Linked DNA regions of Homo sapiens: region 2 is linked to region 1. The links are chromatin loops, found by intact Hi-C in ENCODE. Cell type or tissue: heart left ventricle. All regions are shown on one strand. Each heading gives the region's core, and the rest is flanking DNA. Links, peaks and the distances in the headings are about the cores only.

The links. A loop is a pair of places that touch in the nucleus more often than their neighbours do. Peaks named below come from ENCODE experiments on the same cell type or tissue, not always from the same donor. Only the 100,000 strongest peaks of a DNase experiment are listed, where the experiment ranks them.
Region 2: it touches region 1 in a loop (10-fold over the local background); 87 of 110 quality-filtered maps call a loop at or near these places.

Annotation. Positions count from the first base shown.
Region 1 is chr20:54,092,164-54,100,499 of GRCh38, reverse strand. No RefSeq gene overlaps it. Among named protein-coding and RNA genes, the nearest start is that of BCAS1, 26 kb to the right of the region's middle. In heart left ventricle, for the core only: a CTCF peak has its summit at 3,591 (motif pointing left); no DNase peak of the experiment used is centred there; H3K27me3 peaks cover 1,971 bases.
Region 2 is chr20:54,643,084-54,651,419 of GRCh38, reverse strand. DOK5 (docking protein 5) reads right to left here. Exons shown (of 8, transcript NM_018431.5): 7 at 7,842-7,962; 8 at 251-1,005. The coding sequence ends at 941. Among named protein-coding and RNA genes, the nearest start is that of DOK5, 170 kb to the right of the region's middle. In heart left ventricle, for the core only: CTCF peaks have their summits at 1,791 (motif pointing left), 4,206 and 4,406 (motif pointing right); DNase peaks (open chromatin) are centred at 1,789 and 7,509.

The DNA of each region.
Region 1 (8,336 bases), core at 47-8,046:
CCATCCATGTAAGATGTGACTTGCTCCTCCTTGCCTTTTGCCATGATTGTGAGGCCTCCCCAGCCATGTGGAACTGTAAGTCCATTAAGCCTCTTTCTTCTGTAAATTACCCAGTCTTGGGTATGGCTTTATCAGCAGTGTGAAAACGGACTAATACAGTGCCCTACACAGGTGTATCTTTTTTTTTTAATCTTTTACACCATATTTGTATTGTACCTTTTCTATGTTTAGATACACAAACACTTACCATTGTGTTACGGTTGCCTGAGGTGTTCGGTACAGTAACATGCTGTACAGATTTTGTATCTTAGAAGCAACAGACCAAGCCATCTAGCCTAGATGTGTAGTAGGCTATGCCATGAAGGTGTGTGTGTACACTCTATGATGCTCCCACAATGATGACATCACCTAACAACACATTTCTCAGAACATACCCCATTGCTAAGTGTCACAGGACTGTAGCTGGTAGAGCAAGACCTGTGGAACTTCAGCCTGGGAAGAGAGATGCTTGAGTCAACCACCATGGCCTTACTCCTGGCTGCCTGTCTGTTTGGGGAGGGGAGAGGCTGATACAGGGCAGGAGTTGAGAGGATTGCGATGCTGGGGTGAGGGCAGCTGTGAAGTGCTGTGCATTGGGCGAGTGCAGAGAACTTTTCCTTCAGACACACAGAAATCTTCCCCTCACAGGAGACAGGCTGAGCTGTCTCCTCTCTATCACAGATGAAGCTGAGCTAAAGTACTCAATGCTCTGAGGTCATGGGTTACAAGGACCTTGCCTGGGGAGGTACAAGGTGTTTTGAGCAGTGCCCTCTGCCTGGGCCAGGGGTGTGACCCTGACTCTCCAGGCATCACTGCCAGGCTCTTCCCCCAGAAGCCCCCTCCTCAGGCACTCAGGGATGCCTTTCCATGTCCATATTCTATTGTCTTCCAGAATCCACTTCCCCTACTCAAATAAGAAGGAAGCTCTTTTAATCAGATCCAAGGGCATCAACACAGCTGAATTTGACTCTGAATTGGGGTCTGTGTTTTAATGATTTCACCATTACCATTCCTAGCAATAACTCCACAGATTTTCCCATTACAGAACACACAACCCTCAGAAGCTTAAACTATAGAGACATCCATTGTTTGCTTAACAAGAAGGCTGGAGCTGGGGGTTCCAAGGCCTTTTAATAGCTCTGTGGGTATCCAGGTTCTTGACAGTAGTTCTCTTTGCATTCCCCTTGTGGCCAAAGGTGGCTTCAAAGTCCAAGAAGTGCAACCTCTCAAAAGCATCCCAAGCAAGTAGAAAGGAGAGCCTTCTTTCTACGACAGTCAGGAAAGAAAATGTTTCCAGAAGCGTCCAGCAGACTTTCCCATATGTCTCATTGGCCAGATTGGGCCACCTGCTCACCCCTAGACCAATGAACAGGATGTCTTCCTTTTGCTCCCCAAACTCATATTCTGCTCTTTAATACCCTATGTAGACTGGTAAAGCCTACCTGTAAAGATTTTAGGGTTCCTGTATACCCGGATGGTCTCAGCCAATGGGGGGTGCCAGTTCAAGGTCTCAGGGAGAGAAGACAATGATGGGGAGAGGGGAAGGAGTCCCCTGACATCCCCCCTGGCTTGACCTCAGGCTGGATGAGGACTTTGAGATAAGGTCATTGCTCCTGTCAAGGACTCCCCAACTTGACTCTCTCCTAAATTCTCCTTTCTTGCTCCCTTAGGTCTAGAGTTGAAGGGATCCTTCTCACAGGGAAGGCAACTCAGGCTGTTTTCTGTGGTTACTTCACTCTTCCTTGCGTTACTACACATTCACATTCCTATAAATAGCCTATTTTCAGGAAATGCCCGTTAAATTACCTTATTAAGACTGTGCCATCAGTTGCTTCTTGGGTCCCCAATTTGCCACTACATGTCATTGCGAAGTAGAATCGCAGTGTAGACGAATCGTATTTCATTCCCCTGGGGCAAGGGAAAGAGCTTACTGTTTCTGAGAACAGTGTTTGTTACTCACCTGAAACTTGGACCCCTATCTGGGTCTGTTACCAAGAAGAATTTGAACCCGTGGCTTGAGTAGGCAATGAACAATTTCTGCCACCATCTAAAGCCACAGTTCTCTAGCTGTCATGTGTGTTAGAATCTTCTGGAAGCCTTGTTAAAGTTTCCTTTAACAAGGTCTGGAGTGAGCCTGAGAATCTGTCTTTCTAACAAGTTCCAAAGTGATGATGTTGCTGGAAAGGGACTGCACTTTGAGAACCACTGACGTGTACTTTAGACTTTAAGTCATCCTGGTGAGACTGAGTTGTGGGAATAAATTATCCACAGGTGAAAAGAGCCAGAAGGCAGGTAAGTAGAAAAAGAACAACAGACGACAGGGGGAGAGGAGGATGTGGAGAAAGTGAAGATCTCAACTGGATTTCTAGGTGCTGCTCAAGGCCACCCTCTGTGCGAAGCTCCCAACCCAAAGGGTCCTTCCCTGCTCTTGGCACTCAGGTGGCAGCACAGGTGTCCCACACTGTATGTTTAGCTGTCTGTCTCCAGTAGGCTTCAAGTAAGTTTTCTTTCTTTCTTTTTTTTTTTTTTTTTTTTTTGAGACAGGGTCTCACTCTGTCCCAGGCTGGAGTGCAGTGGCACGATCTCCACTCACTGCAACCTCTGCCTTCCAGGCTCAAATGATCCTCCCAGCTCATCCTCCTCAATAGCTGGGACTACAGGTGCACGACTCTATGCTGGGTCAATTTCTGTACTTTTTGTAGAGACGAAGTTACGCCATGTTGCCCAGCCTGATCTCAAACTCCTGGGCTGAAATTATCTGCCCGCCTCAGCCTCCCAAAGTGCTGGGATTACAGGTAAGCAAATTTTCTCAGGCTGGGAAATAGAAGAGTCTTCTCCACTTTCCCACCTGAGCAGCCGGCACTGCGAGGGGTATGCCCAATTGTCACTGAGAAAGGGAGCAGTGGAGATGGCAAAGGGGAAGAGAGAGGAGAATGAGAAAGGAAGAGAAGGAAAGAAAAAGAGAAAGAGATCATACAGGAGAATCTCCAGGAGAATCTCCAGGAGCTGATGAAAATGCGACTTTCAATCCAGCTTGTTTGGGGTGTGGCCAGAGACCATGCATTCTAACACTCCCCCACATTGATGTGGAACCACTGGTCCCTGGCCTGCACTGAGGTAGTGACACTCACCAAATACCCTCTCTTTACCTACTCACATTCACAGCAAATACTAAGACCTCTAGCACAGCGGTTCTATAACACAAGTGCACCAGAATCACTGGAGAGTTCTTGAAGACACAGATGACTGGGCTCATCCTTAGTTTCCAGTTCCATCCTGTGGGGTGGGACCAGAGAGACTGCATTCCTGACAAGTACCCCCAGGTGACACAAATGATGCTGACATTTTGAGAACTGGTATACTAACCAGCAGGACTTTTTTCTTGCAATTTCTATAGCATTAAGTGACAGATACAGCCTCTATTGATTCCAGATGTTAATGGTTTGGGGTGCTGATAAAAAAGAAAGCTATTTTTTTTCTCTCACAAAACCCCAGGCAAGAGGTACACCAGGCCCTGACCATCTAAAATATAATCCAACTTCACCACCTGCTGGTTACTTCAAGAAGTACATATAGTGGCTGAACATCCTGTTTGAAAACGGCTCATTGCAAATTAATCTTGGCAAACATAGTGCGATGCTAGACACTAACCACCACTATTTTCATCTTCATTCCTCTAGGAAATAAATATGATTTGGGTGGTTATAAAATCAGTCCCCCGATTCACGGATAACTAACATTCGGTAATATTTCCAATGTGCCAGACATCTGCCCTTTGACAACTGATGTACATGAACTCTACGGAAAACTGAAGTGCAGGGAATTTAAGTAACTTGCTTAAAGCCACACAGAGAGAAGTGGTGGTGACCAGGCGTGGTGGCTCATGCCTGTAATCCCAGCACTTTGGGAGGACGAAGCGGGCAGATCACGAGGTCAGGAGTTCGAGGCCAGCCTGGCCAACATGGTGAAACCCCATGTCTACTAAAAATACAAAAAAAATTACCTGGGCATGGTGGTGGGTGCTGTAATCCTAGCTACTCGGGAGGCTGAGGCAAGAGAATTGCTTGATCCCAGGAGTCGGAGGTTGCAGTGAGCCAAGATCGCGCCACTGCACTCCAGTCTAGGCGACACAGCGGGACTCCATCTCCAAAAAAAAAAAAAAGAAAGAAAGAAAAGAAAAAGAAAGAAAAAAGTGGTGGAGACAAGATTCAAACCAGTTATTCTGCACCCAGAGTCCCACTCTAAATCCCCAGGCTAGGGTACTTCCCCCCAAAATAGCTAGAGGTAATATCCACTTAGTAATTTTTTAATTAATTAGCTCATTCCAACCAGAAACATAGCATTGGAATATACTTTAGATACAAACTTGTTCACACATTTATTTTATACAGAAAAAATCTGGGGCACAGAGAGGTGAAGTGACTTGCCCAAAGCCACACAGCAAGTTGGTGACAGATCAGCAAAGTCGCCTAGGCTCCTTTGGACACAGCACACTTTCAGCAAAGTTTCCTAAGGGTTTGCAGGGCTCCAGCATTGGGCTGTGCCCTGTGGCAAAAGGAGAACTGGGAATGTGCCCCTGCCCCTGGACAATTAGAGGTTCTGATAATATTTGGGGGCTATGACTCTGGAAATAATGAGTCCACTCATTAAAAAAATATAAAGGGTCCTTCACATTTTCTTTCTTTCTTTTTTTTGTTTTTAAGACAGGGTTTCACTCTTGTTGCCCGGGTTGGAGTGCAGTGGCACAATCTCGGCTCACTGCAACCTCCACTTCCTGGGTTCAAGCAATTCTCCTGCCTCAGCCTCCTGAGTAGCTGGGATTACAGCTGCCCATCACCATGAGTGGCTAATTTTCTGTATTTTTAGTAGAGACGGGGTTTCACCATGTTGGCCAGGCTGGTCTTGAACTTCTGACATCAGGTGATCCACCTGCCTCGGCCTCCCAAAGTGCTGGGATTACAGGGGTGAGCCACCATGCCCGGCCTTCACATTTTCTATTCCACCATTTAAAAAATATGTTCTAGTCATTTGAATAAGCTATTAAGATTTCTGACATGTACTACCTGGATTATTATTTACTCAATATTTTTTCTGTAACCTATTCATTTTGTTTTTATTAGTTCTTGCCCTAAAGTAATAATATTTGTCCAATGAAGTGTGTGACATTACTTGATACATTTGTTGCTTGATTTATTCATTTAAATACATGGAATTCATCACACACCGGGGCCTGTCGTGGGGTGGGGGGAGAGGGGAGGGAAAGAATTAGGAGATATACCCAATGTAAATGATGAGTTAATGGGTGCAGCACAACAACATGGCACGTGTATACATATGTAACAAACCTGCACGTTGTGCACATGTACCCTAGAACTTAAAGTAGAATTTTAAAAAAAAATTTTTAATCAAAAATAAATAAATAAATAAATACATGGAATTCATTTGTGTAATGCCTAAAAGCATCCAGCTCTCCACAAGTTACATCTCCCTAACTCTGGGGAAAAGTGACCAGGTCTTCAGTTGCCCTGCGACCTGTCTTCCTATCCTGGCAATGATGTCTGCAGGTTATATGAAGTGAGGAAGTTATATTAACCCCACTTTTCAGATGGTATAACTGAGCTTATTAAATTTATGCCTAGTGTTCCATTATTGGAACGCTAAGCATGTGGGAGTTAGTTATATCCTGCTTCTCAAAGTCTGATTTTTCAAAGTTAAAAAATTGCAACCTCAGGCATAAATGGGTTAACCTCATTGAACCCCTGCTTTGCTGTCTGAAAAGTGGGGTTAATATCACTTCCTATCTGATACGCTTATTATTGGGATCGAACAAAATAATCCCACATCAGTATTTGCCAAGACGCGGTACAGCAGGCAAGAATCCCATCAGCGCCTGCTATTGCAGCGAGCTATTAGGATAACTCCTATGAAGCATTACGTTGTATCTTTTTCAAATGAAAGACCATGAATCTCAAAGCTAGTCATAAATGTGGCACTTCATGATTTTCTTTGACAATGTCAGCCTTTCTTCAGAAGATGGGACTTTGTTGCCCATTTCACAGCTAGACACACTGAGGCTTATTGGAACATCATCATAGTCCACTCCCTAAGGTATTTGCATAGCTCTACAGGAACGTGGCATTTTCAAATCTAATTATCGTAGGAGATTTTCATCCTAATTTATTACCTAAATATGTGGGTGGGATTTATGCTGTTATGCACGTGAATTTTTCCCATATCAGGAAACAAACAAGCCATGAATTCTTCATGCTGCTTCCTAAGAAGAAAATGGACTCCACCCAATTGACGATGGCCTCCTTCATCATTCGTAAAGGGCAATTCTCTTTTCCCAAGAATAGATTGTTCATGTGGAGAAAACAGAATTCATGAACTCTTCCATTTATGCAGGGGGAGGAAATTCAATTTGACTGTATTCTTTGGGCTTTCTATACCATAGATATGAAAATAAGGCAGCCCTCCGATTTCAGGGAGGACTTAGTGACCCAGGGAGTTGAAATAATTATACACAAACAGAAAAACAGGAATTATTAAAGCAGATTCAGATTCAAGCTACAAAGGCGACTCAATGGGAGTATTGTTCTTCTCTCCTTGAGGGAAGGTTGAGTGAAAGTGGATGGCACCAGACAAAATCAGAGAAGTGCACTTCATTTTTTCCTCCCCACAGCCAGTTCTGCAGCGGTATTACATACTTGGGAGCCAGCTGCGGAAGAGGCAAACAATGCTGCAATTGAAAGGACACTGTGTTTTGCACACATGCTTGCTTTAATAATATGCCTTGTGTTTCTGCTTGTACATATTATTTAATCTTCCCTGGTTATAAATGTCCCAGCAAATTAGCTAGTTTGCTTTGCAATCTCAGCCCCCACTAAAACAGGAAGAAGTAAGCGCCTGATTAGGCTCTTCCCTGCGGGGATTCTTAACCCTGGGTGCACACTGAAATGAGATGGGTAGACTTTAAAAAATGCAAAGTACCTACTGTTCTTTTGTAACTCCTTTTTTGTTTCTATATGATTTAAAAGTTAGGTTCATGAAACAATAATTATACGTCATTGTTAATGGGCACACATGTACAAAGATATAATCTGTGACGATAACAATATGGAGGGGGAGTGAATAGAGATGTCTAGGGGCAGACTGTTTTTATACTATTGAAATTAAGTTGGTATTGTTCACCAGGGTTTGATAAGTACAAGAAGTTAATTGCAATCCCCAAGATAACCACTAAGAAAATAACGAAACATATACCAAAAAAAAAAAAAAAATCAAAATGATACACTACAAAAAAAATCAACTAAATACAAAAATGGCAGTATTGTAGGAATTGAGGAACAAAAAGCATACAAGATATACAGAAAACAAACAGCTAAATGGTTGAAGTAAGTTCTTCCTTATCAGTAATTACTTTAAGTGTAAATAAATTAAAGGCACAGATTGGCAGAATGGATTTTTTAGAATAGTTCAACAGGTTGAGACTCACTTTATTTTTATTTATTTATTTATTTATTGAGATGGAGTCTCGCTCTGTCGCCCAGACTGGAGTGCAATGGCATGATCTCGGCTCACTGCATCCTCCACCTCCCGGGTTTAAGCAATTCTCCTGCCTCAGCCTCCCGAGTAGCTAGGATTACAGGTGCCTGTCACTACGCCTGGCTAACTTTTGTATTTTTTTTTTCAGTAGATATTGGGTTTCACCATGTTGGTTAGACTGGTCTTGAACTCCTGACCTCAAGTGATCTGTCCACCTCAGCCTCCCAAAGTGCTGGGATTACAGGCGTGAGCCACTGCGCCTGGCCGAGACTCACTTTAGATCTAAAGATAGAAATAGGTTGGAATAAAATAATACAAAGTACTCCTGCGCAGGCCCCAGTCCAGGTCTATGCAATTTTCATCCTCAGGACAGTGGCTCCAAGGACTCCAACATGCAGCCAGAATTCAGAACCACTGAGCTAGAGGCAGGTGGGTGGGCTTGAATGGCCGTCGTAAAATAATCAGGGAACTAGCTGGGTGTGAAGCACCCATCCTCAGAGGAGCACCGTGAGAGGCAGCAGGGCATCATGGTCAGTGCTCGGACATCAGAGAAGCCATTGGTTCAATTCCAACTCTTACTCTGATGAGCTGGGCTTCTTCCCATCTGTCTGTAACCTCCCCCAACTCTTTCTCTTCTATAAATGGAGAATAACAAGAACTCAGTTGAATAATGATTCATAAAAGCCACATTGTGACCCACAATAAATTATGTTTTAAATGGACCAGAATAGAATACAGTAGCATAGAATTGA
Region 2 (8,336 bases), core at 182-8,181, 550 kb before region 1:
CTGGAATTAAGGTCTTTGGCAACAAAGACTGTCTTTTGATTTCTACATCCCTGAACTCCAGTACAGTGCCGGAAACTCATAGATGCTCAATACAGACCACATTAATGAATGAGTGAGCAAATGCGTGAATGGTTGGATTCATATTAGACACAACACACAATACACTCACAGCTCACATGCAAAATGTCCACACACCCTTCAGAAATACCTAGGATAGAGAAAAACATGTTGCCAGAATCCAAAGAACATATGGGTGAAGAATGATCTTTTATTTTCAAATGTTTTATGAAGAGACTCCGAACAAAATAAAGGCTTTCAAAAAGGGGGGTAAAGGGGTGAGGAAAGCATGTGAGAGAAACTGTAACCCTGTAAACAACACTAACGGGTTCTTTGAACAAATAGTTTTGAACAGAACAGATAAGAGTGAGTCGAAGCACTGATTTAACTAATTGGTGATATAATCAAATATAATTTCCAGTAGTTAATCAGAACCACAGTAATAATAACTGAGGAATAGGGTGTAAACAAATAACAAATAATTAAAAGCCATTTTATTGTCAATACTGACTGTCATACAACTGAAACACTTGGAAGGAAAATCACAAGAATCCACAAAAGGACAGATTCAGAGAAGTGCAAGGGACAAAGTATCTACAATAGAAAATCATTTCGTGACATTGACTTCTTTCTGTCCAGCTGTAAAAGAGGGAACACAGAGTCAATATCTATAGAGCACGTTTCAATTACACTAAGAATTTAAAAAAGAAAAAGAAAATAAAGAAAATTATTGTATTGCAGAGTTTTCCAATGACCACACAATTAGCCAGGACTTTAAGCTTCTTCTCTTGGTCGTCATTTCCCTTGCTGTCATTCTGTGACCTCCTGGGTGAATCTGTGGCTGACACATCACAAGTGTGTTAACAATTCTTGGCAGTTACTGTCAGTGCTCAGATCTGTAGGCTGGAAAAGTCTCTGTTCGATGAAGCTTCAGAGGGCTGGAAACATCTTTTCCAAAAAGAATTTAAAATCAACAGTTACATTTCAAGAAAGCCCACAATCAAATTAGGTGGCAACAACTTTCTCTATAACAGAAATAAGTAAATGTACTTAAGGCAGAATTTTTTCCAAAGGCCTCTCAGGATGATATGTAAATGAGTCACAGAGATTGCATGATTTACGTATCATTTGCATGTGGCCTTTGGGCTGAGCCATGGTCAGTCCATTAGCAATTATTTTCTTCCTTAATTTTTCATCTGCATCAATCCCCATATCCAGGGTATTCAGGAGAAATGAGATAGAAACAGAACTATGGAAACTTTTAGCTAGAATATTCTGGAAACCTGAGCAGCAATAAGGCAGTCTTATGCTTATACTTTGGTAATCTTGTAAATGTTAAGGAGAACTTCCTAAAATTCATTTAGCCTTTATTATTTCAGGTTTAGATTTCAGACCAAACAGAGTTTAAAAAGTCAAGAAGGCAACACACAAGATCCCTATTAGCCCCCTTTGTGACATATTAATAATATAAGGGTTGTCAAGCATTTTCTAGAAAGAGCCAGACACTAAATATTTTAGGTTTTGCAGACCATATGGTCTCATTGCGACTACTGAGCCCTGCTGCCTGTAGCACAAAAGCAGCCACAGTTAATATGTAATGAATGTCGTCCTAATAATGCTTTATTAATGAAAATAGTCAGCAGGCTGGATCTGGCTCACAAGCCATTGTTTGCCAATCCCTGTAGATAATGCGTCCCTGATTTAACAAAAACTAGAGGTTCTACTGCCACCTGCTGGCCAACGGTTACCGCAAGCAAAGAAATGTACACGGCTAGGTGAAGATCTCAGGACTCACCGCAAAGCCTTTGGAACAAACTTCCGCAGCCTTGGTGAGTAAATGTGTGGATCAAGCAGGCACAAGAAACAGGATTGCAGCCAGTGGAGCATGTCCGCCCCACCCACACACATTCAAAACAATGTTGTTTTTATTTTATTTTATTTTATTTGTATGTATTTTTTTTCGCCCCGGCTGCAGTGCAGTGGCGTGATCTCAGCTCACTGCAGCCTCAACCTCTTGAGCTCAGGTGATCCTCCCACCTCAGCCTCCCAAGTAACTGGGACCACAGGTGTGTGCCACCACACGTGACTAATTCTTGGATTTTTTGTAGGGAGGGGGTCTCGCCTACATCCACCAGCCATGTGGCCTGGAGTAAGACCTTAACCTCCAAAGGTCTCTGTTTCTTCAGTCATTGAAATGGAGACCATAGTCCCACTCTCACCAACTCCCATGGTTGTCAGGAGAACCCCATAAGGCTACATGGAAGACGCCTGGTTCAGTGACACAACTGTTTAGTGCCACTCTTTGATTTCCTCAAATTATCTTAGGTCCGATCTATGATATAGGTGCCTAGTTTTTCTTGTTTTTGTTTTGAAACAGTGATGCTATCTTCCAAGGCAATTCCCACAGAAGAGTTCGGAAAACACTGGAGCAATGAAGCACCTTGGCCTAAGGGTAAAGATTGCTGAGATGATAACTTTGAGAAGGAGGTGAGAGAGTTAGAGGAACATTGTACTGAGGCCAGACACTCCGGTGCTCATGTGCAACGGCCTTGGGGCTAGTCTCCCACTTCCTCTCCTGTTCTCTTGCAATCCCTTGAATGAAAATATCGATTAAATCTGACACTGCCATGCTGAGGACCCTCTAATGCTTCCCCTCACACTTAGAATAAGCAAGTCTTGATTACCTGTATTCACCACCCCGGCTGTCTCTTTATGTCCCTTAGGCACCAGCCACACTGGCTCCTTCCTGATCTTTGAATGCCCGCAGCTCATTTCTGACTCAGGGCCTTTGCATTTGCTGACCTCTCTATGGAGAATGCCTTCCCCTGGCTCTCGGTATGGCTGCCTCTTTTAGACTTAAGGTCTTGGGGTGTTGCAGGGGCTTCCACTGACTACCCCATCTCAAGAAGTCCCTTTGTCAGCATCTTCTCAAAACCAACAGCTCTGCCTCACTTTCTTTATCATAAAAACTTTCTTTTCCACTGTTCCATATACCAAATCTGAAATTAACTATGTCTGCTTGATTATGGATTGTGACTCTCCATTAGATTATAAGCTCCGAGAGGGAAGGAATATCCCTGCCTAGGAGTCCCAGGTATGTCTGTCATCTAGCACAGCGCTTGGCCTAAACTAGATGCTCAATAAACGTTTACTGAGTAAACAAAGAATGGATGGATGGAAGAATGAGAGAGAAAAACCTTAAAATCTTTGTTACTTACTAGATAGGTAGTCTTGGACCCATTAATAACCCTTCAAATTCTCAGTTTCCTAACAGCAAATGAGAATAAAATACCCTTTCGGGCAGCTGTTTTGGGATCTAAATGAGATCATGTATGTTAGGTCCCAGCGGAAAGCTGGTACACAGTAGGTCCTCAGAAAGAGTAGCTTTTAGAAAGACCCCATTGAATATGGCTTGTCTCCCTCGTAATGATGAAATCTGAGATTTCAGCACTGCACTGGTGGCACGTGAATGCTTATTCATATAACAAGAAGGAAAAGAAGTTTCATGTCCAAATAGATGTGCAGAGCTTTGGTTTAAACAAGTTTAATCAGGTTTTTCATTGCAGGGCATCTCAGAGCCCTGAAATTATTGATTTGTTTTCTGACTCTCCATGAGAACTTAACATGTAGCATTTCCCCCAGACGCGTTTGACCACAGTAACCTTTCTTAGGGGAAAGGTGCTGTCTACCAGAGTTAGCTTTCCAAGGAACATAATTTGGGAAATGCTACTGATGTAACTGCTGTTATTTTATCCAATGCATTCCTAAAAGAATCCAGTGAATAGTATTCAACATAAACTTGTTGATTGCTTCTGTAAGTTTCTTCCATAGTTTTTTTGTTTTTTTTTTTTTTAACTGAGACAGAGTTTCACTCTTGTTGCCCAGGCAGGAGTGCAGTGGCATGATCATGGCTCACTGCAACCTCTGCCTCCTGGGTTCAAGCGATTCTCCCACCTCAGCTTTCCGAGTAGCTGGAATTACAGGCGCCCGCCACCATGCCCAGCTAATTTTTGTATTTTTAGTAGAGGTGGGGTTTCACCATGTTGGCCAAGCTTGTCTTGAACTCGAGATCTCAGGAGATCCACCCAACTCGGCCTCCCAAAGTGCTGTGATTACAGGTGTGAGCCACCACGCCCAGACAGTTTTCATTATAAACCTACTTCCAATGTTGATTTTGTATCTGCATAATCATAGAAGAGAATTTCTATGAAAATTTTAAAACGACGTGGGAGAAGCAGTGAAGGTAGATTAGGTATGTCTTGTGTGGCACGTGTCAAAACCAGCCACCTCCCTTTCCCCACCAAAAACTGTAGTAAAATGATAATTCCCAAATCAACCAGCAGGGGGCTCTCGAAGACTACATTTGAAGAAAATGACCATTATTCTCAAACCAATTTGTTAAATTCCTCCTTAAGGGTCTGTATGATTTCCAACCTTAACCTCCAGATTTGCCAGAAAAAAAAAAAAAAAGCCTGAAATTCATCAATGTAGGTGAATTGGCCAGAGGAATTACAACCCATAATCATCAGCAAAACAAGAAGAAATTAAAGGCTCTGTAACTTCATCATATGGCACACCCCAGGCCCCCAAGTCATTAACTTTTCCCAATCCTATTTCCTTTTTCTAAGGGGTATGAAAAGTAGGGGAGAGGGAAGGTAGGTAGTATAGGTAGAAGAATAAAACTTTTTTTTTAAATGTACTTGTTTAAATAGCCACTTTTGATAAGCAAGATAATTTTAGGTACTCTGTGAACATCTTTTAAATCTTCAATACTTATTATTTATTTTATTGTCTATTAAAAAGCATAACTAGCTGGGTGCAGTGGCTGATATCTATAATTCCAGCACTTTGGGAGGCCGAGGCAGGAGGACTACTTGAGCTCAGAAGTTTGAGACCAGTCTGGGCAACATAGTAAGACACCCTCTCTACTAAAAATAATAAATTAGCTGGGCTTGGTGGCACACACCTGTAGTCCCAGCTATTTGGTAGGCTAAGGCAGGAGGATCACTGGTGCCCAGGAGGTTGAGACTGCAGTGAGCCATGATCGCACCACTGCACTCCAGCCTAGGCGAAGAGCCAGACCCTGTCTCAAAAAAAAAAAAAAAAAAAAAAAACAGTATAACCAGTGGATATAACAGTATTAAGGTAGTAAAATATGCTTTTTTTAAAGAAGTATATTAAAATAGAAGAGAGTAAAATCGAGTAACATTCTGGTATGTATATGACAAAAATTGTGATGATATAACTCAAATATTGCAAACATTTTTGAAGTTTAAGTGAGAATCAGTGGCATTGTGACAACCCAATCTAACTCACTCTCTCTGCAGAGAAATCTTGGAAGGTAAGCTTATTTGTCAATTATTAATTCAGTCGTTTGCTCAGCTGCTCACAGAGGCACTCAGTATCTTTTTTTTTTTTTTTTTTTTTTTTTTTTTTTGCAGCATCTGCTATGTGCCATGCTCTCTGCTAGTGAACAGAGCACAGAGTCATGAAAACTAAAATGTAAATACCCCCAGTGCTTTCTTAACATTATGCATTCTTTCGACAAATCCTGATGGAAGGCATACAAGGTGCCGGGGGATAAAATGATAAAGATAGAAGGAGGCACAGCTCTCCTGCCCTCCTGTACATTATTGCTTCCTGGGAGAGCTGACCATGAGTCAATTGGCCACATAAATATGAAATGAAAACCGGCCATCATCTGCATCTTATGAGTGCACGTCATCAGAGATGTCCACTCCAGTTACAAGAAAGTCCTGAGGGCTTTCTTGGAGCCTGAGGGGCGCTGGAGGTGAGACCTGGAGGTGAGCAGGAGTTAACTAGGATGAGGGACGGGCGCAGCATACAGGAAAAGCTGCCTGGGGGAGAAAGGACCAACAGCAAAGACTGAGAAAAAAATGCTGTTGTGACCAGGGTTCAGAGCGGGCATGGAGGACTGAGGGTTCAGAGCGGGCATGGAGGACTGAGGGTTCAGAGCGGGCATGGAGGACTGAGGGTTCAGAGCGGGCATGGAGGACTGAGGGTTCAGAGCGGGCATGGAGGACTGAGGGTTCAGAGCGGGCATGGAGGACTGAGGGTTCAGAGCGGGCATGGAGGACTGAGGGTTCAGAGCGAGCATGGAGGACTAAGGCCATAGTCTTCCATGGTCATTCATTCATTCTTGCATTCAATTATTCAGCAAATTTCTGCACGTAAACTACGTGTAGTCCAGTGCACTCTATTTCCAGTTTGGTGGTCTTGTACCTCATCATTAAAGAGTTTTTTTGCGCGGAACTTGCAGTGAGCCGAGATCGCGCCACTGCAGTCCAGCCTGGGCGACAGAGCGAGACTCTGTCTCAAAAAAAAAAAAAAAAAAAAAAAAAAAAGAGTTTTTTTACAAGTATCCCCCACAAAGGCGCATAACATAATAAGCTATTCTTATGTACTATGAAATGAAAAACAAAACAAAACAAATATGTTTGAAAGGATAGGTTTAAATAGAATTTTTTTTTTTTGAGATGGAGTTTTGCTCTTGTTGCCCAGGCTGGAGTGCAATGGTGCAATTCTGGCTCACTGCAACCACCGCCTCCCAGGTTCAGGTGATTCCCCTGACTCAGCTGGGATTACAGGCACATGCCACCACGCCCAGCTAAATTTTGTTTTTTTTTTTTTTTTTTTGAGACGGAGTCTCTCTCTGTCACCCAGGCTGGAGTGCAGTGGCGCTATCTCGGCTCACTGCAAGCTCCGCCTCCCGGGTTCACGCCATTCTCCTGCCTCAGCCTCCCGCGTAGCTGGGACTACAGGCGCCCGCCACCACGCCCGGCTAATTTTTTTGTGTTTTTTAGTAGAGACGGGGTTTCACTGTGTTAGCCAGGATGGTCTCGATCTCCTGACCTCATGATCCGCCCGCCTCGGCCTCCCAAAGTGCTGGGATTACAGGCGTGAGCCACTGCGCCCGGCCTTGTATTTTTTTTAGTAAAGACAGGGTTTCACCATGTTGGCCAGGCTGGCCTTCAACTCCTGACTTCAGGTGATCTGACCGCCTTGGCCTCCCAAAGTGCTGATATTACAGGCGTGAGCCACCACGCCTGGCCATTTTAAGCAGATTTTTTCATTGTTCATGTTGTCCACACTATGGGCTGTTCTGCATCATGCTTCAGAGACCACTTCTCTAGAAGAAGAGCTTACTAGGATTTGCCTAAAGTCATTCAGCAAACCTGAAGCCATGGCTTCTGGCCTCAGTCCAGGGCCCCATCCACCAAAACATTGGCTCCTAGACCTGAGCTCTCGGGAGAATCACCTGGAGGACTTGTTCAAATACAGGTGGCCTGGCCCCACCCTCAGAGCTCCTGATTCAGTAGGTCTGGGGAAGGGCATGGAAATTTGCATTTCTAGCAAGACTTCAAGTAATGCTGATGCTGTGATTCATCAGTCCACTACATCATTTCTTGTAGCCTGGTCCCTGGCCCCTCGCCCAGACCCTGTGTACGGTCTGTTAAAAGTGCAGATTGCTCAGCCACATCCTATGCCTTAAGATCTAGAGTCTCTGGGGATGAAACCCAAGAATCTTCATTTTAAGTGACTTCCCCCCGGACACTGTGATAGATACAAATATCTCTAGAGCCATACAGATATTTGGCTCTACAAAGATTAAGTGCCTCGTGTGTGAGGCCTTGATGGGGGTCCTACCTTTGGAGGAAGGGCACTAACCAGCTGGCATGCAGCAGCTGCGAGTTGAGCTGAGCCCCCTCCCCAGTACTCCCAGGCCTGGCCCACACCCTGGACACAGGTAGCCCCACGCTTACCTTGCAAGCGGTAGAGCTGTCCCGTGCTGTGCTGCCGTGTGATGTGCTGCCAGTAGGCGCTGCGAGGCAGGGGCACCATGGTGCTCAGCGAGGCGGCCCGCTCACTCATCTTCATCTGGAGCTGCAGCCAAAGGGAAGAAAGTTGTGCGTCAGCAACACTGGGGCCGAAAGTGGCCTGACTGAGGAAACAGGAGAGCATGGAGTAAAAGAACCACAGAGCTGGCCAGGCTGCAAATCAATGAACATCGATTGAAGGTGGTGGGCATGGTGGCCAGCTACTGTTTTTGCTTACTTAGCACCATCCATTCTTTACCCTGCTGGCAACAGTGCCTTGATGACGTTCCTTTGGGGAACTTCCCTCCAACCCAGCTAAGTCCCTCTAGTCCCGGTGGGGCTGATTCCCCCATTCACTTTAGGGTTGGGCTGGTGACCCATGCCAGACCACTCCGAAATAATTTACTGAGACATTGTTAGCATTTTTGTGGAAGAGAGAAT